2 separate regions of the Homo sapiens genome follow, and region 2 is linked to region 1. Evidence: read pairs that join two places in POLR2A ChIA-PET (ENCODE). Cell type or tissue: Panc1. All regions are shown on one strand. Each heading gives the region's core, and the rest is flanking DNA. Links, peaks and the distances in the headings are about the cores only. Region 1 overlaps DPYD (dihydropyrimidine dehydrogenase). Region 2 overlaps DPYD (dihydropyrimidine dehydrogenase).

Region 1 (16,116 bases), core at 3,394-11,393:
GATGTTAGCTAGGTAAGAGGATAAGCACAGTTGTAATCTGGATATTCAAGCTGACCTAATGGTAGATGCTGGATGCACACTGAACCTGGCCTGGCGGAAACCTGTTTCTATATGAGAATGGCATGTGGAAACAGGGACAGATGGTGGGGTCAGTAATAAAGAACTTGTTTGTTGTTGCTGATTGGAGGCCATTTCTTCTGCCAGCATGACTCCACAGATTTATCCTGGCATTGGTGACCAAGGGGAGACAAACAATGTTGTTCAACAAGCATTCTGAAAGCTACCATATGGCCAGAAGGAAATCTCTGGAGAATACTAGGATGTGCTGTGTTGTGCTACACTGTGGTAGTATTGCTCTTAAGCAGTAGGGGGCATGGTGAGTTCATCCGGTTAGAAGTATAAATAGAAGTAACTGAAAACAGCAGGAAATATAATCCGGTGAGCTTGCGAGCTGGTGAGCAGTTGTGTTGTGGGCTGCTTTTAAGATTATTTGCTTAATAAACTGCATTAGTTTCATTCTTTTGCATTTTTCTCGCAAAAAATGTTCATAAAGGTTGGGTTCTAGGGTGACAAAGTGTTGGGAAATTTTGTTGATTTAAAAAACATAAATATGAACTAATAAGAGAGAAGAATTCATGTTAGTCTAGAAGCTTAGTTAATTGGGAGTCTCTAGAGGAGTCACTCAAGATAGTGTTTGCTAATTAAGGCAATGCATTTTCCAGGGATTTGGAGAAGGAAGAGCTCTCCTCTGGCTTTCTGTCTGCTTATGAGTTACTGTGCAGCACCAGTGACGAGCTTTCACTGATTCCAGTCACATGACTGACTTGGGTAGATGTATTCCACCCTCATAACAAAGGCTTGTGGGTAGTAAATATTACCTATCAAATAAAACACCAAGGTAATTCCAGTTAACTCTTTTCAGGAATTCTAAAATTTTGTCATTGAGTTTGGTCCTTTCGAAAAAGAAGTCTGCCAGAATTGGATATTTCTTTTTTAAGTTTTTGGATTAGTAAATCTTATCCAAAATGTAAATTAATTTCCTATAATAGCTCCAAATTAAGAATTCTACAATTCTGTTGATCCTATTCTGATCGATGCCAGATTCGGTTCATCGGTGATGAACAAGTCAGTCATGGTGCCTCAGATTCCTTCCATCTCATTTCTGATGCTGTAGCTGGATTTCTCTAATTATAATTGGATCACGCCAGTGGGATTTTTAGAAAACTGCAAAGTGTTTTTTGTTCTTCTGAGAAACAAGTTATAAAAATAAAAAAAAATTTATGTATTCTGAAAATGGCTTCACAAGATGAATCTTTTAAAGAAAAATCAAAACATTATGAAAAACCTAATAACACTCATAAGTTTAGATATGCAAAAGAAAATGAAACAGTATTAAACCCCAAGACTGGGTTCTATTCATGGATTTAAAAAATCTTGGACCTGTCTTTACAAAACTTGAGTTTAACCAACTGAAGTATCATTACATCCTTGGTTTTAAACGTCATTACCACACTACCAGATATTTCTAGACTGAAAAGATTTTTTATGTTTACGAACAACAGATTAAAGGCAAAGGCAGCATTATTGTAATAGGATGTCATAAGATGTTTCTCAGTCTTAGATGAGGCCCCAACTATGAAAGGAATGTTGGCAAATCTCCTTCTTTCTAAAGGTGGATCAGGCAGGACTTGGTGAGATGTGATTCAAATTTACTCTGTAGGTCTGGGATCTTTCCCTGTCACCCATAGCTCTAAGGAGAGGCAGAGAAGACACTGGAGAAAAGATTATGTATTGATAGCCCAGAAAAAGTGCTGTAATTTTCTCTGCTCTCTCCTGTAGAATGTTCTGTTTCCGCTACCTCAAGCCAAGTGACAGAAGACACTCTAAATACAATCAAGAGTGGGGTACTTGCCCAAAGAGGCAACTGACATTTTTTTTTTTTTTTACTCTGGGCTACCTATTTGCTACTTGGAAAAAATCTGCCTTTATGGGACACTTGCTGACTGTAGTGATACCAGTCTTAGCAACCTGAACATGGACATGCCCCTGGGTGCTTGGGTGGGTAGCTGTGGAGGGTTAAAGTAAGGAGGCTGGTGTCTGACTACTGCTGAGAAAGGCCTGTATGTCAGAGGTTGGTTGTGAGGGTTCCCTGATAGTAGGGCCAGTAGAGGTGTTTGCTTATGATGACAGAGACAGGAGTTTTTTTTGGGGACACTCTGGAAAGCTGCTGCAATATAACTACATTGAAAGCCCTGCCAAGGAGAGGTAATCCCAGTAGAAAGAGACTTCAGGGGTGAAATGCCGAAGCATAGGAAATCATAATGGGCAGAGCAGAAGGTATCACCAGGGAGACAGAATGGGAGGCTCTGAAGATCCCACAGAGGTATCCTTTAAGAAAAAGAGTTGGCACCTGCCCTGATTGCATCAATATCACAACCATGCCATAAGAGCACTACACAATCATCTTTTAGCCTCATATGCTTCATCCTTTCCCAGCACAATGGAGGAATCACAGGTGACATGGAGAAGTGGAGAAGAAGGATGGGAGAGGGAGGCAGAAGATAATCACAGACGACCTAAGCATCCGGCCTTTTCTCTACTGATGCTATAGGGCCTAGTGCAGGTTAAAGCAGAGATTGTTTAAATAAGAGGAGAGCCACAAGTTTCCTGGCTGGACTCTTTATTATCTGAGGGTGTTCTAATGTCTGGAAGTGATCAGAAAAACTCTGGGATTTTATCCATAGCCAAGAAGAGGAGCTTAGTGGGTTTTAAGAGAATAAAGATGTTTCTGGCTTGTTTTGAAAGTGCAGCTCATTTGGTACACTATAATACTGTTTTTTCCCAATAATCAAGTAATTAATTTTTGTGTGATGACATGAAGCCAAATGTAAGTGTGAGCTGAGTGGATCATACGTCTAATAGATCTGTAAACATGAGGAGGTAGGGAAAGTTCACTTCTGAGTACATATCACATCTGCAAACCTTGTCATAGTGATCCAAAATGGAATGGGAAGTACTGAAGATGTATAGTGATCTCGCTTCATGTAGGATTGTGCTTGCATTTTCTAACACAGTCCCTGGCATATAATGGAAGCTTAATAAGTGTATGCCAGACCGAACTGGGAAGCTGGGAAGACCAAGCGAGGCACGAGGTGCATAGAAGGTGACTAACAGGTTCTTGAATTAGAAGGGAACTAAGTTAGAGCATGAGCATGGCCACTATTCCTCTACTCTACCTTACTTACCTCCCTGACTTTGTCTCTTATTACTCCCCCTATCTACTCTACTCCAGACACCCTACTCTTGGCTGATCCTTAAGGCTTTTTTACTCGCTATTCCTTCTGCCTGGAAATCTCTTCTCACAGACATCCACGAGGCTTATTTCTCATTTCCTTCACATTTTGCTCATATGAGACTTTCTCTAAAAGGTCCATACTCACTGCTGTCTAACCTTTAAAATGCAACCTGTCTCCTGACTTCCATACTTTTGAGCTCCCTTGCCTTCTCCACCCTTCCTGTTTACATAGCCCTTATCACCGAATATACTATCATTTATTATCTTTACTGTTTGTTCATTTTTATCTCTTTTACTTAAATATAAGTTCTACAAGGGTAGGTTCCTTTTTTAAATGGATAAATCCCAAGTGTCTAGAACAGTGGCTGACACATGGTAGGAATTTCAGTCATCTTAGCTGAATGAATGGATGGCAATAGATGCCCAGAGGCCTCTGTGTCGTGTTAACTGGATTCCATTTGAGGCATTACAGAACCCTCCGGGGTCAGGGGAGGAGTTACTGACTCCTTTGCCAAGTAGCCGCAGTACATATCCACAGCCTCCTACCAAAATCAGCATTCTGGGTATTCTAGAACCACACACGAAAACTGCTTAGGAACTCTCAAATCAAGTAGCAGGTCAAAGAACTCCTTTGATTGACTCTTTGTTAGGCTGTTTGGAGTAGGATGTACTAATTAGATTTGGAAGCACTCAAGGTTTATACTTTGAGCTTTATCCCCATAGAATGCAGAGAGAATAGAAATGTAAACCCTAGTAAAAATTAAAATAAATTAACAGAATCAATCTAGATAGTTCTTCAAGTCAACTTGCACTCAAAGAGTATTGGGCCTTTTATGGTGCAAATAATCATATTGTACATTAGGGATAAGTAAATCTATCTTCAGTTAGACTTTGGCAAGCATTTCTGCTTTTAAATGTGAAAAGCCAACTTGAAAATTCTGACAAATATATTTTATAGAAAACTTCATGTAACATTAGAAAAGAAAAAGAAACTAGTTTCCTTCATATGGTTCTACTACACATATAGAATTATAAATACATGCGAATCTCTCTTTTTCTCAAGGACCAAAGAAGAGAAATGAAAAGAAAAACAAGAAAAAAGAAACAAAAGATTCCAGAGATGTTGTCAGTCTCTTTCAAACAGCTCATTCTTTGGAAAGCATATCTCCGTCAGATTTCATTCTTCATACTTGTTTCACTTTCCTTCATCAGTAGTAGACTTAAAACACTGTTACTCTCTTTATAAAACTTTACATAATAATCTGTTATTTTTTTTTACAGAAAAATAGCAATTCCTCCTCAGCCATTCTTTGTTGGCTAAACTAATTTAATTTATTCTGTAAGCTAAATAATGCCAGCTCTTTATGCCCTTCCTGACTTTCCTGCTTGGCACTTGAATAGTCTTGATTCTTTTAAATTTGGTTCTTCTAAGATTTTCTGATGAAATTTGATGAAATATTTTGATGAAATATTTGATCAATAATTCTTTAGAGACTTATAGAAAACTTTCAAAAGCTATTGCTTTCATTTTTAGTTTTTCTCAGTATAAAATACATGTTCCTTAAAGAAAACTGAGGAAATATAGAAAAGAAAAAGAAAGAAAAATTACCAAGAATTTCTGCTTTCAGAAATGTCTGGTAATATATGGGTATTATCATAGCTTTTTTTTCCTGTCCACAAATGCATGCTTTTTTTAAATAACAAAAACAGGAATTATATTTAGATATAGCAAGGTTTCTTGTTTTTTTAACTTAATAACATGAGCATTTCTAAGGGCCATAATATACTATTTTTAATATTATTATGATTATTTTGAAAATAAGTCACTTTCATTCTACCAGGGATGTTTGGAACAAGGTGTGTTTTGGAATTCCTTCTTGCTAGAATGGCTATATTGGAATCCTGTAGGGCATCTTGACATCTGCTTTAGGCACACTGAAATGTTCAATGGCAAGAGTATTTAGGACTGAGAACATCTGACCACTCAGAGCAAATTATTTGAACTTCTAAGTGAATTAACCCACAAAAATGACTTGATAACCACTATCTAATGCTGATTGAGATATCGAAACCACTTGTCCACAGGTGGAAAGAGCCTCCAAGATAAGTGAATCTAGATTCCTGAGTAAGGAAATTTAGTATTACCCAGTGACTGTACCAATTAGATAGACCCTTCTACCTACAGACTCAGTGTCAACCTCTATAAAATAGTAAATATAATCCTCACCTCTTTTCACACAGGAGTTTCTTAGAATTTAAGTTTGGCAAACACTATAAAAAATAGCTCTGAGTCACAAGAAATTGCCATATTGCCAGGCTACTTAGCTATTTATTACCTCACACTTTTAGTGTCTGAGGTGAGTCAACTTTAAACAAAAAAGCATTTTGAAAATGGATTTTACAGCCCATCTTCGTAAGGCCATTTCTTATATCTCATCTTTCAAATTTCATTTGACCAGAATTTGGGCAAAGAGAATTATTCTTAATACATTTGTAACGGCTGCTTTTATGTGTCATCAAGAAGAGTTGTTCACCAGCCAATGGTAACTGACTCTTCTGACTCTTTATCCCCAGTTACAGACCTTCCGAACAAGGAAATTATTATTCTTGCCATGATTCTCTGGTCATCAAACCCTGCTATGCATCACCATGAAACAAATATCAAATAAAGGATAAGTCTCAGGAAAACCCCAGAACTGGATTTCAATGCTCAGATCCTGAAAAAGTATTCTCTGATTTTAAGACATTTGCTGATTCAAGTGACTTTTTAAAGCAAAAAGACAACAAATGGGTACGCTTCCTTAATGCAGAGACATAGGCAAATGCCTTTCTTTCAGCTTTACGCAAAGATAGAAGAAGAATCTCTTACATTCTGGGCAACCATCTGGAACTCTATTAATTGGTGTATGAAGCAAGCTAAACTATAAGCTCAGATGTAACATGAAACAAATATACTCAATTAATGGAAGGTAAAATTACAGTCCCCAAATGGAAAGAACTACAAGTTCTCTGGTCATTCTACACGAAAAGTTCATTTTGACATTTCAGTTATATTAACAATCTGTTCCTGCTTTGGTGGTCTGGAAAGAATGAACAGCAATATTCATAATCTCTACTATCAACTTTGCTAAATTTTTTCCCCAAAGACCATCTTTATTACCCTGTAACTTTCACTACTTGAAGTGTTCCCATTTCTACAATAAATAGATTAAAATCAACAGAGAAAAGCTTCAAAAAGTGACAGGGTTGTTGGAATTTTTCTTGGGATTGTTATGACTCCTTCTTTATACACAGGTCATCTGAGTCATAATGAAACACCAACTATTCAGAGTCACATGCTGTGCTTTGTGCTTTTGGTTGATCAGAAAAGCAGTGAACTTGATCCCATCACTATAATCTGATGCAGCAAGGAAGAGTGATAACAATTATTCTTAGCTGATTTATTTTTTTCTTACAAATCACTTTCTTATGCACACAGAACTGCCAAAATGGCATCAGTTCTCTCACTAAATCTTGCAAATAAAACAGTATACCTTTCAACGTGGTGGCTGAGATTGTGTGATGTGGAGAAAAGGAAGATATGCAGAGATGTTAGCATGGCCACAGGGTGATGGTGGTGGTGGTGCTGGGGCAAGTGTGCACTACTAATAGGAGAAGATGTCAAAAAAAATGAAGCATAATAATAGTGCAATTTATCCTTGCTAAACGTACTGCAGTGTGCTATAATTAAATATGAAAACCTAAATTTATCTCTATGTTCGGTTGTCATTAATTTAACAGGGAGTGCACATGTTCTAATCTAATGGTTGATTTTTTTTCTCCATGTGCAGCATATTAAAATGTATATTAGCCTCAAGGTGCATAAACACAAAATAATAGACCAAAGGTTTTGGCCTGTGGAGAAAAAAAATCCATGCTCAAAGGCCGTCAAGTAGCTGTGATGCAGGGGAGACACTCACTTAGCCTCATTAAGCCAAAGCTCTCTTTTGCTTGTCTTTTGTTCTGCATGACAGCAGCCTCTTTGTTGTATAATAATTCATTCCAAGTTCGTTCCAAGCTACCGAAACTGGTGAACTGTGGCCATTTTAATGAGAAGTATTGGTGGTATGCATAATCTGGAAGCCACGTGGGCCAGACAATCACAGAGCACTGCAGCCAGCAAAATGAGATATTGTCGAAATCACAAATTTGTCAAGTTGTTTTTGGACAGGGTATTATAATAAGCACTAAAATATGCATCCTATTACTCTGCATCTGCCAGTCAAAGATCACTGTAATGAATGCGTGCTGCAGGGTATAACCAGGCCGTTTTCCTAAGTAAAACAAACCACAGAGTACAGAAAAGAATTGTGTGGGTTTTTTTTTTTTTTTTTGGCATTGTTTGACTTTTTTTTTTTTCCTAATCCTTTTGCACCAGGAGTCAGGTTCTCCTGGCATGGTGTCCACTGCTAGCAGTGAATACACAGGCCCTGCTGGTGCCAGGGAGTTAACATGAATACATTGCTTTTTTAATAGGTGTGCTTACCATCTGAGAATACAAAACCTCAAACTCAAGGCTTCAATTGAGTCTACTGAAGAATTCCTGGGAGAGAAAAGGGAAAAAGGAGGAGAAAAAAATATCTCTCCCAATGATCCTAAGCCTTATGTTTTATCCTTTTCTACTTCAAATGGCTTAGCCTTTGGGACTTGTTTTGTTGTTTGTTTTTCTGTTTGTTTATTTTTGCTTTTTTGTCTGTCTGTTGATTTATTTGCTTTTTAGATGAACCTAAAGCTTTGGGAAGAAATGGGTGAGATGCTAATCTATCCCAGTTCTATAATATTAATAGTTTGTATAAGAAAACTAATACAATGTTGACAAGTAGAGAGAGTATTTTCACTTGCCCATAAAAATGGTCCTTAGGGAGAGTGACCATATACTTTCTCATCTAAACCAGAACTCTTTTGAGAGTGAAGGGAAGATATTATCGATAATTACAGGCACAAAAAGCAAGACTGTCAGAGACAAACTGGCCTATATGATCATCCCAACCATAAGCTCTTGAATTGGCAAATGTAAAGGAAGCACACCATGTCCAAAGGCCATACAATACATCCTGTTATTCTGGGCAGTCTCTATGAAACATTCAGGGTTATTTGTTTGTTTGTTTGTCTGTTCTGTTTTCAGCCAATGGACTTTCCATAAGGTCTGGATGGAAATAAAATGATTGTTAAATCTAAGAATACGGAGAATACTCTTCCATTCTTTTCTAGCCATTTTTTAAACCTTACGGAACCTTTTTTGTGTGTGTGATCAGGAGGCATGATGTGAGACAGAGACATATAAAAGTATGGTCCATATGGTATTTATAATTGGGGCTGCAGTAGAAAGATGGGTAAAACCAAGTACAATTACTCAAATAAATGTGGATTTGGATGGTAAATATGAATATATGTATAAAATAGATGCTTTCTTAGTTTAGAGGAGATAAATATATCCAGTGGGAAAAATAAACAAAGCTTCCTGGGGTAGGTGAGAATTAGTAGAATTTCAATGGCAAGGAAAATAAAGAGTCAGAAGAACTGCATGCCATGAGCCAATGTATTGAGGCTGTTATAGGAAGGAGGAGAGCATGTTTGAAAACCACTTTACTGAAAGATAATTTACATGGAAGGAAGTAACAAAAGTAAGACTGACAAAATAGGCCAGGTGCAGTGGCTCACGCCTGTAATCCCAGCACTTTGGGAGGCCGAGGCCAGTGGACCATGAGGTCAAGAGATGGAGACCATCCTGGCCAACATGGTGAAACGCTGTCTCTTCTGAAACTACAAAAATTAGCTGGGCATGGGGGCATGCTCGTAGTCCCAGCTACTCAGGAGGCTGAGGCAGGAGAAGAATCGCCTGAACTCAGGAGGCAGAGATTGCAGTGAGCTGAGATCGCGCCACTGACTCCAGCCTGGTGACAGAGTGAGACTCTGTCTCAAAAAACAAACAAACAAACAAACGAACAAACAAACAAAAAACTGGCAAAATAGGTTGCAGGGAGATCACAAACAGCCTTGAATGCCAGATGAAAGAATCCCTTACATTTGTTGGTCAAGAAGTATCACTGAATGCTCTGAATCAGAAAATAAGCTTTGGAAAAAATAAACTGGCAGTGATATGTAAAGGGTCTGGAGAAGGAGAAGCTGGGAGAAGAAAGTCTACAGTTATAGCGCAGAAGAGTGGTCCTAAAAGCCTAAACCAGGATATTGATATTTGAGATAAAGATAAGACTATCCAAAATGCTCCTTCCTTTTCCTAAATATCCCAACTGTAAGACTTACACATATTTCTCAAGTTGTATAAAATCTTCTCAATGTCCTCTACGTCCTTAGCCCATCAGTCCATCTTATTTTCATGTTAAACTCTTCTGTGCATCATGTCAGGCTCAGTGATTGTGGAGCGAGTAATAGCTCTCTTTTACTGTACTTTGAGAATGGGTAGAATCAAGAGGGTGAGTGCAATATTGGTTTATACAACTTGGTATAGCCTAAGTTGGTAAGCATTTTCTTTTACCCTAAGTTACAAAGTGTGTGCACTTTGGATAGATACATGACTACTTTATTGTAGAGGCACAGGTTTGAGAAGGGAGATAAGTGCAAGGCAAACCAGATCCCTGAGTAGGTCTCGGGAGATATAAGCTAGAAACTCTGCCCACAGCCTGAATTATGGAAGCCTGCAACTGTAACAAATGTCCTGGGATGAAATGTCTGGAGCCTTAAGCTGTCATGCATGACAAGAACAGCTCTTTAGTGCCAGAGGTCTCTGTCTCTGGGGCACTGGTATATCCCTCCATTGCCCATGTGTTCTTCTGTTTGGTGTATGTGTAGGGTGTGTGTGTGTGTGTGGGGGGGGTGTGTGTGTTCTTTTGGGATATCTGCTTTGAAATTTCATCATCAAACTAGGCTTTTCCCTGATGAAAGTTCCATACTATAGAGAAAACATCCACATTTGCTTGCAGTTTGTGCAGCTTAAACTGAAGACAGATGTCTTGTGCAGCAACCACAATATTTTCATTTATCTCTTAATAGATTTCCATCTAGGAATCAAAAGTCTGATTTTATTTTTCAACTCTGATGATGAATACTAAGAATTATTTTAATTATAGATCTATTTCATTCTGCAGGAAATAAGGAGAGGCATTTTGAAGTTTTTTTCTTTAAAGACCTCAATAATATTTATCTTCTAAATGGGATTTTCATACATACCATGACAATCTTATGGATTACTACATATTGGGAGATACCTACTATGGAATCCCTGGCAATATCTAGTTTTAATTAAAATGAAATGTCATAATAATGTCATCCCACATTCTGGTGTCACGACAAACATCTTTGAACTCCTGTGATTAAATAAGCAGAAACACTTGATAAAACTTCTAATGATTCTTCTAAAGAAACGAAAAATCTTACAGTTCATTGTTTGTATCTCCTTTACAAGTATATCCTTTCTTGTATTATAGCTATTTAGATCTTAACTTTCAACTCAGTTATAAGCTCTTAATAGAAAATACCTGCATCACTCTAAGTTTACAACAGAGTCTTTTGTACGCTTTGGGCTTGATAGATATTAATGAAATGGAAAGGTAAAGGTAAATGTTTCACGCCCTTTGGAATTAATCTCTATTGTACATACATAACATGCAGATGCACTAACAGAAGATGACAAAAATTAGCAATCTTTTGAAAACTAGTATTTACTAAATGGATGTAATATGTGTTGATTATCATAAGTTAGGATTGAGTAAACAATTAAAATGCTCTACTTGGACCAAATTGAAAGCCCATATTACTGGCAATCTGATACAGAATTATAGCTGTGTTTCACTTGTGAAATAGAGATAACTTTTTTTATTTTTTTGTAACAGAGTCTCGCTCTGTCACCCACGCTGGAGTGCAGTGGCATGATCTTGGCTCACTGCAAACTCTGCCTCCTGGGTTCAAGTGGATTCTCCTGCCTCAACATCCCAAGTAGCTGGGATTACAGGCATGCACTGCCACGCCCAGCTAATTTTTGTATTTTTAGTAGAGACAGGGTTTCACCATGTTGGCCAGGCTGGCCTCAAACTCCTGACCTCAGGTGATCTGCCCATCTCAGCCTCCCAAAGTGCTAGGATTACAAGCCTGACTCACCGCGTCCAGCTGATAACTTTTGTCTTTCTCCAGTGTCATTATCCTAGTTTATAACATCATCTTGCAACTCGATTTCTATAGTAGACAGTATTAGCTACATAATTTGGGGACCCAATGAAAAGTAAAAATCCAAGCCTCCCAGTTTAAAAATTATTATGAATTTCAAGATGGAGTTGTCAGAGCATTAATCCAAGAGCAGGACCTTCTGAGAGGGAAGCTTTGTGCTATGGCACAGATTGCATACCCACAAAGCCAATTCTGCTAACCACCTCATAATGATGTCTGTAACTTCATTGCATCACATTTCCTATATATTTTCACATAGTAACATTACGATGTATTTGTATATTTTCACCATTTCTGTGTAAAACCATTTGGCAGTTTCCCTTTGCACATTTAATAAAATCCAAATTCTTTGTCATGGTCAACGAGCCTCCACATAATGTGGCCATTGTCAACCTTTCTAATACCATGTGGCGTTACTTCCTCTTTTTTTCTCTAACTTGTGCCACAAAGGCCGTCCTTCAGGTTTTTGCACACCTTCACAAATGCTACTCTCACCAGTGGAACGCTGTTCCCTGGCTCCTCATCCTTCACATATCATTCCAAATATCTCTTTCTCACAGAACGCTTCCCTGATACCCAAATTAAAGTAGCTCCACATTCTCTATTTTTCTTCTAAGCATGCCTTTTCCTCCTGCAAATGTTTAGTACACACTGTATCTTAAAAAAAAAAAACTAAAATAGTTTCTGTCCATGATTAGCTTGTAATCTCCAAGAGAACAAGGACCAGTCTCTCTTCTTCGCTACAGTATGACAATGTTTAGCACATTGCCTACTTCACAGTAGGTGCTTAATAAACATTTGCTGGATGGATGAATAAATGAATGAATGAAAGCACCATTCAAATGTTCAAGAACATTTTTCTCACTATTACTATTATTTTCACGTAGGTAAAATATAATTTGCTTGGGCAACCAGAACTATAATAAGCTCACCCAGGCATTTTCTTGTGGGCACTGGGCTCTCTCTGGGTTCTCCTCTGAAGAAGCCCTCTTCTCAGATATACTGTATATATGAATATTTATTTCTCTTATACAAAAGAGGACCTCAGAGCTAGGTACATCACTGCATCATCTGCTTTCATGACTTCTGGATGGAGTGAGACATGCTTCTTTCTAGGTCCTTCTCTTTTCCATTTTCTATTTTACTTAAAGAGAAGGAGCTGTTAACATATTGAAACTAACCATCCTGTTCTTCTTTAGCTTCAAATAGAACTAAGGCTGTTTATAAGAAACTACACACAAATAGAATATATTGCATCTTCCTGGAATTCTAGTACATTATAATGACAAATGTTTTTCATTGCAATATTCATTGCATTATGTTCAATTGTTTTTGTTGTTGGTCTGGAAACACCAGAAGTGTAATTACTAGCTTTGATAAAGTAATAAAGTCAATGGAATAAACTATGCTTGGATTATGGCCTCTTGTTATAAGATAAGCAAAGCTAAGTCAATACCCAATAAAAATTAATACTGATATCAAATCCAGCTATCTTATGTTCAAAATGAGAAATCATTACCTTCTCGTAACATTCTTCTATGAAATGTGTTCCTTTTAAAACATTAAAACTGTAGAAACATTAAAATACTTTACATATATTTACATATACCTTACTGTATTTGAGAACATATATAGAGATTATACAGATATAATCGTACATATATATGAGCTCTTTTGATTCTTTACAACAGTGCTGTGAAGTCAACTGGGAAGACTGAATTATCTCCAGTCTCTAGATGAGAAAATCAAGAATCAGAAAGATTATCTGGGGCTGGGTGCAGTGGGGCTGGGTGCAGTGGCTCATGCCTGTAATCCCAGCACTTTGGGAGGCCGAGGCAGGCAGATCACCTGAGGTCAGGAGTTCGAGACCAACCTGGTCAACATGGTGAAATCCCCGTCTCTACTAAAAATACAAAAATTAGCCAGGCATGGTGGTGGGCGCCTGTAATCCCAGCTACTCGGCAGGCTGAGGCAGGACAATCGATTGAACCTGGGAGGCGGAATTTGCAGTGAGCCGAGATTGTGCCATTGCACTCCAGCCTGGGCTACAAGAGTGAAAGTCTGTCTCAAAAATAAAAAAATAAAAAAATAAAAAAATTAAAAAATGAAAGAAAAGAAGAGAAAAAGAAAGATTATCTGGTACTATGCAATCAGCTATTAATACAGACAGAATCCAAATCTTCAAATCCCTGTTCTTTCAATTTTACTGTTAATATGTTCCAAAATGCATTTTAAATTAAAAACATACTAATGGTCATACTCTACTATTCCATAGAAGAATTTAAAAATGGAAAGTTATTCATGGAACAGTTTTGAAGTAGTATATTATCTGAATTTGTCTAGTATATTTTATTAAGCTCTCTTCAGCCTGTCCTCATCAAAAATAAGTATTACATTAACATTACAGTTATTTAAAAATTAACCTTTTCTAGGCTGGTTTAATTTTATGGATAATGTATTAATCAACATGGCTTGAAGTTTCCTATCAAAATGCAGTCAAGGCCATTTACACTACTATTTTCAGGAATCTCCTTCTGCTACCTTTGTAAAGCATTTACTTCATAGGAAGCATTTCAAACACTACTAGTGGAAAAATACACTAGGCAATTATAGCCAAAGTTTCTACGGATGTGGCTAATTTATTTCCTGGTTTAAACCATATCTAAACGAGATTTAAGAGTTCAAGAGCTGGGAATGAATGGACAATTGGGTTATTTTGTATTCTGTGGAGTGAGATTTGCAGTCAATGTCAGTATTAAATCTAGGTGTAAAATGCAAAGGTGCGAAGTTTGAATGATGCCTCCACTTTGTTAGGTGATGGCTGAATCACATACACACACACACACACACACACACACACACACTTACATAAACACATTGAATATATACACAAATACATGCAGATATAGTTAATATCTATAAATATATCTATTAAATTATAATATTAATGTCACGTAAAAATACACAGATACCCATATTTAATAATTTTTAAAATATACCATATATAGTACTTATATCTATTGTATATAACATATATATGCAAGGCACACATGTAGATATTGCTGTATATATTCTGTAGACTAATATATTGATATATATAATTATCATATTTATACAATATTATCATCATCAATGTTTTCATCAAGTTGTCACTCTCTCAGGTATAGCATACCTGAGAACTGAATACTTTTCAAGTTTATGTTTAGATGGTTTTCATGGTTGCGTTTTCCCACTGATAAAGTAGAATTTTAAATATAACTTGTCTTATTTTTATCTGTCCTCAATTTGAGTGTGTCCTAGTTCATTAAATTTAGAAATCCCTTCTCATTGCCCCTCTGCCATGTAGTTAATGGTCTGTAAAACACTTAAAAACACTAGAGGAGTTCATTTTTTTAAAAGGGGCTCTATGGAGAAGCCTTCTAAAATGTAAGAGTCTTTTGTAATCACCTATTTATTTACTTGTACTTTAAGTTCTGATTTTCATCTAGTAGAGGCATTCTTTGGTCAAGGCAAAACTGCAGTATTCTCTGTAGCTTAATATGAGTATAGCTGATAACATCATACTTTTTTCCATTACTACTATACTGAAACTAGTCTAGAACCTAATGAGCTGAATTGCTATCCAAAGGAACAGGATTTAGGTTCAGATGGGGAAAAAGAGAATAACAGCTGCATCCACACTCCCTTCCACATGATCTTGTTCATGAGCAATATGATGACCTGGCATGACGTGCAACTTTAGGTCTGGCTCTATAGCCCCAGGAGAACATGGCGAGGACAGTATTAAAAACGTGTCTATCCTATTCAACAAATGGTGCTGGGATAATTGGCAAGCCACATGTAGAAGAAGGAAACTGGATCTTCATCTCTCACCTTACACAAAAATCAACTCAAGATGGATCAAAGACTTAAATCTAAGACCTGAAGCCATATAAGTTCTAGAAGGTGACATTAAAAAAAACCTTCTAGACATTGGCTTAGGCAAAGACTTCATGACCAAGCACCCAAAAGCAAATGCAACAAAAACAAAGATAATAGATGAGACTTAATTAGACTAAAAACTTCCTGTATAGCAAAAGAAATAATCAGCAGAGTTAACAGACAACCCACAGAATGGGAGAAAATCTTCATGATCTATACATCCAACGAAGGACTAATGTCCAGAAGCTACAAAGAACTGAAACAAATCATCAAGAAAAAAATAAACAATCCCATCCAAAAGTGGGCTAAGGACATGAAAAGACAATTCTGAAAACAAATGGCCAACAAGCATATGGAAAAATGCTCAGCATCATTAATTATCAGGGAAATGCAAATCAAAACCATAACACAAAACCACCTCACTCCTGCAAGAATGGCCATGATCAAAAAAAAAAAAAAAAGATGTTGGCGTGGATATCGTGATGTGATGAAAAGGGAACACTTTTGCACTGTTGGTAGGAATGTAAACTAGTACAACGACTATGGAAAACAGTGTGTAGATTCCTTAAAGAACTAAAAGTAGATCTACCATTTGATCCAGCAATCCCACTAATGGGTATCTACCCAGAAGAAAAGAAGTCATCATACGAAAAAGATACTTGCACAACCATGTTTATAGC
Region 2 (16,116 bases), core at 4,734-12,733, 91 kb after region 1:
CAACCATCATTTTTTAATAAAAATATTATCTTTACAATGAAGTCTGTTTTTTTCCCACAGCACTTATCTTATGTTAAATATAATACACTTACATTTAACATTTATTGTATATTTTTCTGTCTCTGCTCACAAGAATGTAAGCCCAATAAGGTAACAGACTTTAGTTGTTTTTTTTTTTAATTCACAGAAATACTCTAAATTTCTACAACAATGCTAAGAATATATAGTAGGGTCTCAATACATATTTATTAAAAAATGAATGAATGAATTATTCTCTGTGATGCATATAAAGCAATAAAGAAGGTATGCGCTATCACACTTATGCAACTTATGAAAAAAATTAGCTTTCCATTCTTGAAATGTCATTACTCTTCTTAATGTCAGTCATATGGCTTAATTTACAAACATAGATTCATTTGGAACAGATTTTGAAATTACTAATTTGAGTGTAAATCTTTATTTTAGCAGTGAACTCACTTAATTACATAAGATTTTGAAATTACTAATTTGAGTGTAAATCTTAATTTTAGTAGGGCACTCACTTATCTACATAGTCTATACACATGATGAATAGTGTATGAGAAAAATCAGAATCAAAATATTTATTTATATTACTATTTCTACACCCATTACAGGACTTCTATTTCTATACTCTAGTGTATCAGCACCATAACCTAGATATTTAAATCAATTTCATTTGTCTGGTTATACCTGCTATAAAGAATTCATTTTGTTGGTACACATTTCACTTGTGAATAGAAATCATTAGAAAGGTGGATTTAATAAATATTGTAAAACCAGAGAACAGAATTCGGTTGGGCAATGAGAGGCAATGAAAGGATGATATGAGAGAAATGGGAGGATGATGATCAAGAGGCTAAGGGCTTTGAGCTGTATGAAAAAGATTCGAACTAACTGCAAGAAAGAATTTGAGGCTGGGTGCGGTGGCTCATGCCTGTCTGTAATCCCAGCACTTTGGGAGGCCGAGGTGGGCGGATCACGAGGTCAGGAGATTGAGACCATCCTGGCTAACATAGTGAAACCCTGTCTCTACTAAAAATACACACACAAAAAAATTAGCCGGGCATGGTGGCGGGCACCTGTGGTCCCAGCTACTTGGGAGGCTGAGGCAGGAGAATGGTGTGAACCCGGGAGGCGGAGCTTGCTGTGAGCTGAGATTGCGTCACTGCACTCCAGCCTGGGCAACAGTGCGAGACTCCTTCTCAAAAAAAAAAAAAAAAGAAAAAAAAAAAAGAATTTGATGGGAAGTAAAAAAAAAAAAAGACGAATAAAAAGAAATACTGACTAGTACCCAAGCCCCAGCAGACATTAAACACTATGTATTTGGAGTAAGCCCAATTGCAGAGTTACATTAATTTCTCTAATAATATTCAACAGCTTAAAACTATACTGAACGAAAGGTTAGGTTAACCCAAGATTAGGGAGTGGAATGAAGTGAAATTCAGTTAGAATGGAAGAAAGATGGAAATATATATTCTCTACCCTCCACTGAACTACCAAACTAAAATTATAAATTCAAATATTTCCCACCTTATGACCATCCTAAGTATATATATATATATATATATATATATATATATATATATATATACTGATTTTAATTCATACTTTAGCTAATATTGGTTAAAAAAACATGTTCTGGCTGAGTTAAAAATCTGACTCAAGCTAATGGCAGAGCTGAAAAATAATCTTTAAATTTCTACAGATTAGATTGCCAGCTCTCTGGGCAATAAATTCTCCTAGGTATTTTTTAGCTGAAATTGTCTTGATTTCCTCTTCATTTCTGAAGTAAAAACCTATGTGTGAAACTTTACATTTTTAACAAAATCATTTGGGAACCAATATTTTAATAGCCAGAAAGTCTCTGGGCTATTCCCAGCTAGAGCTAAAGAGATAATGATTTCTTTTATACCATGTGAATCCTTGTATCCCCTCTTCACAATTCTGGTAAAAACAAAACAAAACAAAAAACCCATAACCAAGCACATTCATTTAACAAACTCATTCAACCAAAATTTACTATATTTCTGTTACACACCAAGCAGTCAATACATGGGGTAACCAATAGCTTATGATGGGGCCTGGCATAAAAAGATAAATTTAGGCAAACAGATTTCCTCTCTTAGCAGTCTGAGCTGTACACAAAGGAATATAAATCATCCCATTATAAAGACACATGCATATGTATGTTCACTGCAGCACTATTCACAATAGCAAAGACATGGAATCAACCTAAATTCCCATCAATGATAGACTGGATAAAGAAAATGTGGTACATGTACACCATGGAATACTATTCAGCCATAAAAAGGAATGAGATCATGTCATTTGCAGGGACCTGGAGGGAGCTGGAGGCCATTATCCTTAGCAAGGTAATACAGGAACGGACAACCAAATACTGCATGTTCTCACTTAGAAGTGGAAACTAAATTATGAGAACACATGAACACATAGAGGGGAATGACACACACTGGGGCCTATGAGAGGGTGAAGGATGGGAGGAGGGAGAGGATCAAGAAAAATAATGAGTACTAGGCTTAATACTTGGGTGATAAAATAATCTCTATAACAAACCACATGAAAAAAGTTTACCTATGTAGCAAACCTGCACACGTACCCTGAACTTAAAATAAAAGTTTAAAAAAAGAAATCCAAGCCAATAGACAGTAAGCTATTGGGACATTTCATGGAGAAATGAGAGCTAAAAGGCTGCAATGTGGCGTGGGTCTAAGGGTCATGACAGCCATGTGATAGAAGTTCAGAGGAGGCAAGAGTAAGCCATGGAGAGAACAAGAGTGGACAGAAATTTAGTTTCTTCTGAAGAAGAAATCACATGGCTCACAAAAGAGAGATGGCAAAGGTCTTGCCCCAGGACTGTCCCACTGGTTCTTGCAGTTCCAGTTCCAGGGTCCTTTCATGTCCAGAATACAATAGGCTTCATGTGCATAGTCAGTGAGTTTCTGATTTTCCATCTAAGAGGAGCCTAAGTAGAAACTGACATTTGAATAATTATTTCACCATTCATTTCTATGAGGACACATAGTACTCTATGTATATTTACATACTAGGATCTGCACCCTGAGCACACATCTACACCCAGGACACATAACTCTCGTTTAGTTTTCTATGATTTCACTTTTCTTCTCTTCATAGAAACTTGACTCTAAGAGGTAAGCTATAGCCTGAACATGTAAGCTTTGAGTGGGCATGGAAGACTTGCGTATTACTAATATTCCCGTCTTACAGGTCCTGTGATGGAAGACAGGCAATATGCCCAGTTGGAAGAGTATTTGCTTTGTGGCTGTGAAACTCTAGATGGGAATTCTGGCTCCATTGCTAGTCATGTGACTGCTATTAAAGACACACCTAAGACTGGGTAATTTATAAAGGAAAGAGGTCTAATTGACTCACAGTTCCACATGGCTGGGGAAGCCTCACAATCATGTGGAAGGCAAATGGTGAGCAAAGTCTCGTCTTACATGGCGGCAGGCAAGAGAGCATGTGCAGGGGAACTCCCCTTTATAAAACCACCAGATCTAGTGAGACTTACTCACTGTCAGGAAAGCACAGGAAAGACCTGCCCCCATGATTTAACTACCTCCCACCAGGTCCCTCCCACAACATATGGGGATTATTACAATTCAAGGTGAGATTTGAATTGTAATCTCACACAGAGCCAAGCCATATCAATCACTTTTATCCTCCAAGCCTTAGTTGATGTCAATAAAAAAAAATATTTAAAAATTTCACTCTCAAGTAGGTTGTGGAAATACTATATGTAGCAGCAATTACTACCAGCACATGGTAGACAGTCAATAATCTTTACTTCCATGTGTGACTTGCCCATGGTCACATCTGACAATGAGCAAGAGTCTCTTCTGAAACCCACTCATAACTCCATTGTATCCTTCAGCTCAGGTATTTCTACATGTGGATGAAAATAAATTCAGGTGATACTCAAGCCTGGATACTGTTATCTTCCAGATTCTTTTTGAAGACACTGCTCCATATTCTTCCTTTCTTCTTGATATCCTAAGGTGCCTTCTTTTATCATTTTCTTTCTTCTGAAAAAGCTTTCTTTAGCCATTCTTTTGGTTAAGGATTCCTGGCAATACATTCTCTTAGTTTTTCTTCAGCCGAGAATGTCTTGATTTCTGGCTCATTTCTGAAGGATACAGGATTTTGAGCTGACAGTTCTTGTTTTAGCATTTGAAAAATGTCCCACTTTCTTCCAGACTCCATGGCTTGTGATGAGAAATCCCCTGTTATTAGAATTGTTTGTCCCCAATAAGTAAGGTGTCATCTTCCTCTTGCTGTTATCGAGGTTTTATCTTTTTCTTCAGTTTTCAGAAATTTGAATATGATGGATTTTGGTATGGATTTCTTTGAAGCTGCCCTCTTTGGAAGTCTACCTTGACCTCTTGAATCTACAGGTTTATGTCTTTTGCAAAAATTGGAATATTTTTAGCCATTATTTTTTTTCCATTCCTGCCTTTTTCACCTCTCCTCTGGGACTCTGAGGACATTAGTGTTACATCTTTTGTTATAGTCCCACAGTTCCCTGAGGGCTGTTTTCATTCTTTTCTTCAGTCTTTTTTTCTCTCTGTTTTTCATATTGGCCAATTTCTATTGCCAATTTCTATTGCTCTATCTTCTAGTTCACTGATTTTTTCTTCTGTTCTCTTATTTTACTATTGAGCACATCAGCTGAGTTTTATATTTAAGTGATTGCATTTTTAAGTCCAAAATTTTCATCTTTATATCTTCTATTTCTTTGATGAGACTTTCTGTTGTTTCATTTGTTTCAATCATACTTGTAGTTGCTTGTTAATGCAATTTTATAATGGAGGCTTAAAATATCTGACAGATAATTATAGTATCTCTGTCATGTTAATGTGGGCATCTATCAATTCTTTTTTATGATCCAGCCTGAGGTTTTCCTGGGTCTTGGTATCATGAGTAATTTTTAATTGAAATCTTGACAATTTTGGTATAATATTAAGAGACTCTTGATTTTATTTAAACTTTGTTTCTGCTAGCTTTCCTTGGTGTCAGTCTGGCAGGGGAAGTGGAGAATGCCACCTCCTTAATGCCAGATAGAAGCCCAGGTATCTTACTTGGCTTTCTTGGACACCCGAGGGGCATGGCTCCTGGTTACTGCTGGGAGGAGGTGAGAATTCTGGCTCTCCAGTAAGCCTGCACTGACACATCCCTGGCTAAGAGATGCAGGCACGCCTTGTTGCTGCTCCCTACTTGGCCTTCACTGACACCATAAGAAGGAGGAAAGGAGAGTGGCCTTATTACCACACGGTGATGATGAAGGTCCTGACTCTGCACTAGACCTCCTCTACTACTACTGCAGAAGGGGGGAGGACGGACACCTCATTACTCTCAGGTGAGGGTAGAAGTCCAGGCTTCTGATATGGGATGGGGGTGAGGGCTCATTTTTGCCCAGTGGGGATGTGAGACTGCTTGGTGAGGGTGGACGTCTAAGATCCCTACTTGTCCTTTGCTTGCATGGATGGGTGTAGGGATGGAATATTTATCCGTGGTGTTGGGTGGAGCAGGGAAGTTATGTCTAAAAGTTCTCTCTCTTGCTAGACTGCCCCTTTCCTGGTTCTTTGGCTAGAGAGAGCAGGCTTTTCATCTGTGCCTATTGTTGTTTCTGGGCTGTTGAGCTTCTTTGGCTCCAAGTGTGAGATGAGATATGTGAGGAAAAAAATCGCAGGAAACTCACCACTGTGTTGTTTCTCGGGTCTTGAGATCCCTAGCCAATCTGCCTTCTCTTCACCTTTCAGTCTTCTTATATCATCAGTTTTACATATAAGGGTTTTTAGCTGTATACAGTGGGAGGCACAGAGAAAAGTAAATCTATTCCATCTTCTTGGAAGCAGAAGTCTGCCTCCATTAGCTTTCTAATACATATTATTTCCACCATAGATTGTAGGTATTTCATAGAACAATGTTAATTCTGATTGTCAAGTTAGCAACATGAACTATTTACACTCTACCCTTTTGCCAGAGAATATGTGATGCCAAACTTTCTGCTTTCCAATTACCATCAATGCTAAGTAGTGAGAAGTCATTATTAATGGAGTATTACCAGAGAGTTCACAGTTCACAGTCTAGTCATATAAAAAGCTTGGTCCCTAGGTCAATTCAGACTACAAAACCTGAATGAGAAATTCTTATGCTAAAATGTGCTGACAGTACTAAGCCCATGTTGAGCAACATTATTTTTAAAAAGTATATGAATACTTTTTAATGTTCTAATTTTTATTATTTTAGGGGTATTATTAAGAGTACAATTCACTACATCTCACAGCATCCCTTTAAGAGGACAAGGGAAGAAAGAAGTTCCCTCAGCTTTGTACCACAAGAAGCTGAACAATCAATTTATTTTAATATTTTAAAAGTTATAAAGCTAATAATTTATTTCTTTGGCTGCCAGGAATCTCAGGATCAAATTTGGTAATGACATAGATTTTCATACCCTTGATTTCATTTTGTTTTTCAATTGAGATTTTACTTTTACTCAGATTTCCTCATGTATTGTTTTTCCAGGAGGACAGTACTCATTTTGGTACCTGATCTTATTTATTTCAGGATCACATGGGTGAATAAATGTATTAAGAAAAGACAGTGGGTTCGTAAGCCCTCAACAGGACAGGAAATAAACCTCAGGTCTCTTCATAACTTGTCAGAGGAACTTAATACATGCTGCCATTTTGATCCCAAATGGCCTCCTTTTCAAGAGGCCCAAAAACGAATCTATTTTTTTTTTGTCACATAACTTACATTGCATTTGTGAGATGGAGATTTTTAAAAGGGACAGACAAACACAATGACTACCTGGAGGACGGAAGCACCACTATGGAGAAACTGAAGACCACTTTCAGCAGAGTCAATTCCACCAGTAGCCAAAATGGGAAATCCAGGCAGAGCACGAGCAATGGAGGTCACAGCTCTCAAAGCAATAGGTCTGATTGCTGTCCCTACACAAAATCAGAATAATCAATGGTTAGCACACTGACCACTTGAGTATACTGTCTTATATTACTTCTATTACTATGATGTGATGACAGCGTCACTGGACAAATTTCAAATTACTTTATCTCTGTTTAAGATGTATATACATATGTAGTGTATAAATGTTATGTTTTAAAGCATGTTAATTTGTTAATGGATGTTTATTTATTTTAAGGACTTTGATACCAATATTGAATTTAGACATGTTATACAAGTAGGTATAGCAAACACAGAATTCTCTGTGCACACATATTACATGCATATTACAATTGGATATACAGTAATGTGTAAAAGATTGCATAGAATATTTGAGCATCAGTGGCTCACGCCTGTAATCCTAGCACTTTGGGAGGCCGAGGTGGGTGGATCACCTGAGGTCAGGAGTTTGAGACTAGCCTGGCCAACATGGTGAAATCCCATGGCTACTAAAAATACAAAAATAAACATTAACCAGGCGTGGTGGCAGGCTCCTGTAATCCCAGCTACTTGGGAGGCTGAGGCAGGAAAACTGCTTGAATCCACGAGGCGGAGGTTGCAGTGAGCCGAGATCACACCATTGCACTCCAGCCTGGGTGACAGAGTGAGACTCTGTCTCAAAAACAAACAAACAAACAAAAAACAAGGAACAGCAGATTTTGAAAAGAAAAACAATCCCATATAGTACATCAGTAGACATACAGCTATGTTATGTTTCTTTAGAGTACAAAGCAGATGTTGCGAACATAGACTCTGTAAAAAAAGGCAAGGTGCTGATGAACTTACAGATTCCATGTTGCTTTTTATATGTACTTCCCACAATTTGAAAAAAAATAGGGAGTCTAATCCAATTTTTCACATATTAGAAAGTTTTAATCAAGTTAAAGAGAATTTACTAGAATCCAGTAATTAGAGTGTATGAATTTAATTTTTTAATATTTAATTAGCCAGACATTACCAGTATATTATTCCCTAATAGTAATAAAAATTGTATGGATAGAAAGAATACTTTGGGGCTATTTTAAAAATGAGTATATTGTACTAAAGCTACTTTGAATTCTCAAATGTTAAACATCCCAGAGTACATTAATGCTTTCATAATAAAGGAATATAATTTGATATTCCTGGTGTTCCCTTATAAGTCAGGGGTCCTTTAAGCATTTTCTGAACTAAAGGCAGTTCAACTTATGCAAGAATTTGACACTGCCTTAAACCAGGGCTTCACAAACAACATAAACAAATAACTGGTTCAGCCTCACGTGGTGAGTTCTTTGTCATCACCTCCACCACCACTAGTCACCAGCAATATCAATATGTATTTACTGGAGTGCTTACTCTGAGGTAGCACACACAGCCTTCCTTTAAAAAATGGCCAGAACTTAAAATTAAATTAAATTAAAAAATAAAATAAAATAATTAAATAAGAAAAGAAACAAAAAGTTAAAGGGCTTTCAATTTGAAAAGGCTAGATAGCATATGATTCCAACTATATGACATTCTGGAAAAGGAAAAACTGTGGAGACAGTGAAAATATCAGTGGTAGTAAGGAGCGAACGGGAGGGATAAATAGGCAGAGCAAAGAGGATTTTTAGGACAGTGAAAATACTATATATACTATAATGGTGGATGCATGTTGTTATACATTTACACACACACACACAAAACACACTTAGAGAATGTATCTGTTACACTCATAGAATGCCCAACACCAAGTGTGAAACCTATTGTAAAGTTCGGACTTTGGGTGGTTAGGCTATAGGTGTCAATGCACGTTCATGGATTACAACAAATGTATCACTCTAGTGGGGAATGTTGATAATGAGGGAGGTCATGCATGTGTTGGAGCAGTGGATATATTGAGTATCTCTGTATCTTCCTCTCAATTTTGCTGTGAATCTAAACTGCTCTAAAAAATAAAGTCTAAAACAGAGGCTGGGAGTGGTGGCTCACGCCTATAATCCTAGCACTTTGGGAGGCCGAGGCAGAGGGATCACCTGAGGTCAGAAGTTTGAGACCAGCCTGGCCAACAGTTTGAGACCAGCCTGGCCAACATGGTAAAACCCCGTGTCTACAAACAAATACAAAAATTATCTGGACTTGGTGGCGGGCGCCTGTAATCCCAGCTACCCAGGAGGCTGAGGCAGGAGAATTGCTGGAACCCAGGAGGTGGAGGCTGCAGTGAGCCGAGATTGCGCCATTGCCCTCCAGCCTGGGCAACAAGAGCAAGATTCTGTCTCAAAAAAAAAAAAAAAAAAAAAAAAAAAAAAATCGGTGGCTTTCTTTTTATCCTGTTCATATCTGTTTCAGATAAAATTGAACGTTTGCATGACTACTGCTTTTGTACTCAACACAAAAATGTTTGTGGAAATGTCTACTTGTGGCTCCCACACCTCAAACATCTTCCTCTACATATTACTATAGCATTCCTTAGTTAGGAATATTCAATGCTGACACTTCAAAATTCATAATAGACATTTTGGATACAAAGTATTAAGTTGGGCAAATTAGAAACCGGACATTAAGATTCTACTTCTATATTATTTATCAGTGATTCCTCACAGTTTTTATGTTTTAACCATAAAAAGGCTAATAGTGGACAGAATTTATAGTGAGAATACAAAAACACACATATATATACACATATCTTCAGTTATACTAAAAGAAATCTACATAACAAAAGTTAAAGGAAAGCATTTTTTAAGGAAAGCTGTAACAAACTTTTTGATAGACACACAGCTATCTCTGCATAATATAACTGGCATAGCCAATACATACCAACCCAATGGCTTCTTTACATACACACTACTTTGAAGTAATAAAGAAATATTGGTTTTTTTCCTCCCTTATTTAGTTGACCCAAGAGAGTAAATTTGAGCTAAGTAGATAAATAATTTATTTCTACCTCCACTGTTAGAAGACTATCATTAACAGTAAGGGGTAAAATTTCAAAGTGGTATACAGGGATTTGGCCACATATTCTATTGATATTAATGGACATAAAAAGGCAACACAGCTTTGAAAAATTAACCAGTGACACTTAAAGGGCAACATTATTACACAGGTGTTAAAAAAATCAGCAAATTCTTATTGGCATTTGAAGATGTTCAATTAGGTCAATAAGACATTTTCCAATTTATGCTTTTCTTCCTTTCTAACGCTTTTATAATGTACCTAATGAACAGAAAATCTTTTCAAAAAATAAGAGTATTTTTTCAAGTTAAGAGTAACTATGTTCTCTGAGGAAATGAGATCCAAAAAATGAAGAAATGATCTCTCTGTTGCTGGACTACAGTAAATTCAGTTTTTATTTCCATTATAAACCCAGTTTGATTTTTTATAACTCAACTGATTTAATACAAAATATAATCTACCTGTTCTCAGCATTTTTATGGGGAATAGTTCTTAAGAATGACTTCATCCACTAAGAACGGTTTCTAGAAGGAAAATGAAGGTATATAAAAAGATCTTTCTAAATTGCTATGTAGAATTTATTTTTAGTTTTAAAATGACAGAAATGAAGTAATAATAGGTTCAAGATAAAAATAAAACTGTTGGTTTAAAGAAAATACATATATCAATGCCATACAAAATTGTACATATGCCAATTAAAATCATAAAGACTTCCTGAATTACAATTATCGAGATAAAGGTCTTTTAAAATTTTGTCACTGCTACAGTGATTAATGATTTTAGACCAAAGACTAGGGAGGAAGAAGCCAGTGTGAGAAGTTCAAAGAATGTGTATGCGGGCTCTATCTTTAAGGAAACAACAAGGTTTAAATCAAGAAATTGAAATCCTATACACTTAATTGAACTAACAGGTAACATGCAATTTAAATTAAGCCCTCATCTACATGGGGTGGCCAGATGAACCTAATGGGGAATTCAGTTACATCAAGCCATTCTGCTTCAACTGTGTGGAATCCTCCAATAAAAATCAAGCCATTCTGAGTTCCCACGTTTTGAAACAAGCTGCAGGTTCGAACAAACAAACGAAAAATGAACTGGACTTATGAGTTGCAACATTGCTACCAAGAACTTTGCTTTGCATTATGTGGCTCTTGTGGTGGACTAGACTGAACTGTAACTTTTGGTCAATAATCATTCTAGGCCCTCCATGTAGTCATAATTTAAAATACAAATCAGTGTGTTGAATTCATAGATTGTCTTAGATAAACTACACAGAACATTCTTGAATTGATTCATGTTTCAGAAAAACATTTTAGTAAGCCAGAGATTTTGAATTAAGTTAATCAATCTGATTTTGATGAAAAGTATTTTTCTTAAGAAAATGAACTCTCATTTGTCAGATATCATTTTAAATACAATTTCAGAAATGCTATCATTGGCTATAATATTATATATTGATATATGTGTATTAATGTATTATGACAATCAGGTTCCTTACTCAGTCTTCATTTATCCATTCATCTGTCTATCCACAAAATATTTTTTAAGCACCTATGGCTTTTTTTTTCCTGGTTCATCAGTTTGTGTCCTAACTATATATCTACGCTTGACTCACAAAACACCAGGTCTTATCATTGTAGTAGGTTATTTCAAGTTAATAATTTGAATCCAGTTATTCATTCTCTACCAGTATTCCATTAGAAACAATTCACATTTGTTAGAACATTATACATTTTATAAATACTATTAATATGAATTCTATCAAGAAGGCAATTTGAGGATGAACTAGTTACCAACATCAGAGAGACAACTGGGCCAACTGTTGAGGTTCAAATCTTAGTTCCATTTATAAGCTGTGTGACTTTGTGAAAATTTTTAAATCCCACCGAATCTCAATTTTGTCATCTATAAAATAATAAAAATTGTAATAACGTCTTCATAGAGCTGTTTTGAAGAATAAATTACATAATATATATAAAAGGCGAGGACATAATAAAAATTGTAGAAGTGTTTGCTGTTATAATTTGTACTGCCCTCAAGGACAATTGATTTCAGAGTGAGCATTTATGTAGTTTACTTTGACATTGCCTTCTATGTTCTTGTGTGTTTAGTGATGCAATTAAAACCAATTTTTAAATTGGAGACAAAAGCATGATGCCTATGATGACAGAACTTTATCCTCTGAAACCTTAAGAGGACCATACATGTCCCCTCCTTTTTCTCTTTTCCTAACAGCTGTCATTTAGCAGTGTCATAATGTTGATGAAGATTACTTTGACCCCAAAGGAAAAAAAGCCTCAAAAGGCTGACATCAATATATTTAAGATTTTTTTTTTTTGAGAAGCAAAATGTCCATGGATTTTAATTACAATATCTGAACTCAAGTTTATTGGTGAAAAGGAGGCAGAGATGTACTTCGCATGACTAAATCCTTGAAGAAAAAAGGAATTTTTAATGAGCAAGAGAGTGTGGAACATATGCTAAATAACTGGAATTTTGAATAATTGAGTTTAATTCTGTTTGTCTTTCTCCCCCTAATCATTTGACTCCTCTAGGACAGCGACTGTTACACAATTAATTGTTAGAACTAAGTCCACAATAAACTCCCTGATAATAGCTCTAGCTGGCAATAAAACAGAAATTGGGTTATAATACTCATTCGTGCTCACTGTGTATGCAAAAAGAAAATGTAGTTTTAATTTGCTTACATTAATTAAAATATAATGAATTAAGTGGATAACAAATTCATTAGAAATTGAACCTTGACTGTCTAATTGTTAACAGTTTTAACACCATCCAGAAGAAAAAAAATTAGTAAATCAAGAATTTCAAGGATTTAGGAGGTGAGAGATTGATTTTTATAACCTACATATAAATGAACCACCAACAAATTTATGCTTTACTAAAATTAAGTGTACAATGTTAATGAAGTTAATATACTAATAAATACATGGGACACACCTATTTAAAAATAACATCTTTACACATGGATTAGGGTCCTCTGAGAATATTTGCATAATTCAATCAGAAACTGAAGTACTAAAAGGATCTAGGGTTATATGTAGAGATGTGTAATTTAAAGAGAAGAAATGGAAAAAATAAAGTTGATTATTTGATGTTATTTTAGTTTTTTCAGAAAAGCTAAAAATTTCTTCTGAAAATGTTTTAATTTTAGTTGAATTTTTTATGTTTTCTCCAAGTCTTCCTATCTTCATAGCTATGTTTTTCTGCTTCATAATGCATTCAATATGTTCCTAGTGGATTCATATTAAATAACTCAGTACCTAGCATGTGTCAGGCATTTATTTTTACCAAGAGAATTAATAACATTCACCAAAGAGGGCCATTCTCCTTTCTGAAAGTGTCAGCTACTGTTACTGGAATGAGTAGGATCACTCATTCATAGAGTGATTTCCACGTGCAGACACTGAGGCAGGGGCTTCATGTACACTGTGTACTTTAACCCTTGTAACTCTGAAGCTAGGTGCTGTCCTCTCTATTTTGTACATAAAGGAAGAGAAGCTCAAGCTGAATAAATAACTTATCCAGTGTCACGTAGTTTAAAAAGGATGTAATACATTAAAAATAAAGTCTCTGCGACATGAAAGTTCCCATTTTCAGTTATTATTGAGAAGTGACAATGCAGCAATTACCAAAAGAACCATCTCTGGATTATTTTTGCCTAAGAAAACTAGTATCAGTACAGACTGATGCTATGAGAACACAGAGGAAGTCCAACCAATTAGGTGTAAGTCTCAAACCATTTGCTTTATACAATTGTAGCTTTGAGCAAGCTCCTCAACTTCCTAAAACATTGGTTTTCCCTAATTAAAAAACAAGGACATTAATACTAATAATATTCCAGGGAGTTTGGATGTATTAGATGATACAACTCATGGGAAAGACTTGGCACAGTGCCTAGCTTATAATGTGTATAAGCTAATATTAGTGTCAAAGCCAGAGAAAATTGATCAGAAAAATAAACATTCAGCTATAACACATATAAGGATAAACACTTAATTTTTAAGGGTTGTTAATATTCATTCCTAGATATAACATTTGGGGTTCCTTTTGTAACCCATATATTATTTCATTGGCTTCAAAATTATGAATATTCATAGCTTGAGTCTATGGTAGTAAATGTGTGTATCTGTGTGAATAAATCTTTATTAGATTTTTAAGTGTAATTTGCAACGTGTGTGTGCGTGTGTATATATATATATATATATATATATATATATATATATATATATATATCTTCTAAGTCTTTTTTGAAGAATCTGTTCCATTAGTGCTTAGACACAAAGTTACATATACAACAATGTTCCTGGAAGTATTACTTTCTATAGAAAAACCGTAGAAAACAATCTAAAGGATCATGAGTAGTTACTCTATTAAATAAATTATAGTTCACCAAGATATGATATTCCAGAAAACCTTTAAAATTGACACGCAAATAGCTCTAATTTATAATGTTAAGAGTTAATCACAAGTAGCAGAGCAATATATATGGTATGCTCCCATTGTTGGCAAAAAAGTATGTGATTACATTTAGTATGTGTGCATGTAAATGCATATAATGTTGAATTTCATACTGTTCACAGGTATCATCTCTGGGAAAGGGGGTGAGTCCTGCAGTAAAGGGATTGAAGACCTTTCAAGTTTATATATATATACTTTTTATTGTTGGATTCTTTTTGATAAAATGGTGTTATAATTTACTTCTGTAGTAAAAATATCTATTTTTATAATGTTCCTAAAATTCACCTTACGAGAATAAGCATCATCAGTATATATGATGTGACATTTTTATATATGAGTGATACATACAGTGATTCTATCCTCTGTACATTACAAAGAACATGTTTGGTTCTGTGTCCAATATTTTAGATAAAAGATCTACAAACACAACAGAGTGAATAGGATGATCTCTCTTGATCTGTCTTTCTCACACACATATCATATATATCTATATAGTGATTAAAAGAAATCCTATAAATGGTCATCAAATATTTGAAGGATAATCATGAAAAAAAGGGCTTATCCTATGTAGCAAATTGGAACGAACAATTCAGCATACACGATTGGTTTTATTATTCTTATTTTTATAATTAATTTATTGTAAATTCAGCAATGAAAGCAGCTACAATGGAACTTCCCTATTCCTTGAATCTTGATGGCTACTTGACAGCAAGATGCAACAGAAAGACTTCTCTGTACTACAGGAAATATTGGATTAGTTTTTCTCTTCCAATTCAAAATCTGGGGATACTATAACTTATTCTTGGTAGTTTAAGAGCAATTTTATATGCTCTATAGTTTTCCAACAGATACCAGTGATTAACTTAGAAAAGAAGCAAGTATGAGTTAACTTTTAAGATTAAATATGTTAAATATAAATGCTCCTCTTTTGAGTGCTTTCTAATTGACAGATAGTTTCCTATTTATTTTTGCATACATTGTGCTGGTCACATTACTATGAAATAGATATTTCTGTCTCTATTTTTATAGATGTGTAAACTGAGATTCAGCAGGGATAAATGCCACATCCTCAAGATCACTCTGTTAGAAAGTATGGGTCCAGTATTTGAATCCAGGCCTACCTGACTCCCAACACCATGCTCTTAACCACAATGCTATGCTGCTTCCTGATTTTAAGTGTCTGGATATAAATTAAGCTTTAGAAAGAAGAGTTAATAATAATAATTGTTATAATTAATAAAGATATATTATCCAGGTATGATAAAACCATAAAAATCAACATTATAGAAAAATAGACATTATATTAATTGTTGGATAAAAATTAAATTAGAAGTAGAATAGCTAGTAATTGTATAACTAGAGTAACCATATAGCCCAGTTTGCCCAAGAGAGTCCCAGTTTATTATACCTGTATTTATTTGTAATTACATAATGTAACAATAGCTATCTTCCTTTGGTCTAAAAGTATCCCAGTTCAGATGATAAATTATAAAATCATACTAGCTATAACTAAAGATAATTATGTCCAAGAATAATAGGACAAAGACAATTACAGAAGCAAAGTGAAATTTGTTTTAGAACCAAAACCAAATTTATGAGGAGCTTAGAAACTCACTATACTGTCCAAGACTCAAAAGATGGCATGAAGAGCTAAATGTCTTTAAATTTGTCACTAGAGAGAAAAATATATGGCATTTA

The links. Peaks named below come from ENCODE experiments on the same cell type or tissue, not always from the same donor. Only the 100,000 strongest peaks of a DNase experiment are listed, where the experiment ranks them.
Region 2: POLR2A ChIA-PET joins it to region 1 with 19 read pairs; 2 of 35 experiments call an interaction of 5 or more read pairs at or near these places.

What each region holds. Positions count from the first base shown.
Region 1 is chr1:97,138,093-97,154,208 of GRCh38, forward strand. The region is part of intron 20 of DPYD (dihydropyrimidine dehydrogenase); the gene reads right to left. All of the region lies in intron 1 of DPYD-AS1 (DPYD antisense RNA 1), which reads left to right. Among named protein-coding and RNA genes, the nearest start is that of DPYD-AS1, 50 kb to the left of the region's middle. RefSeq lists enhancers at 178-307, 6,843-8,093. In Panc1, for the core only: no CTCF peak of the experiment used is centred there; a DNase peak (open chromatin) is centred at 6,599.
Region 2 is chr1:97,227,979-97,244,094 of GRCh38, forward strand. DPYD (dihydropyrimidine dehydrogenase) reads right to left here. Exons shown (of 23, transcript NM_000110.4): 19 at 6,874-7,016. The region is part of intron 1 of DPYD-AS1 (DPYD antisense RNA 1); the gene reads left to right. Among named protein-coding and RNA genes, the nearest start is that of DPYD-AS1, 140 kb to the left of the region's middle. In Panc1, for the core only: no CTCF peak of the experiment used is centred there; a DNase peak (open chromatin) is centred at 8,253.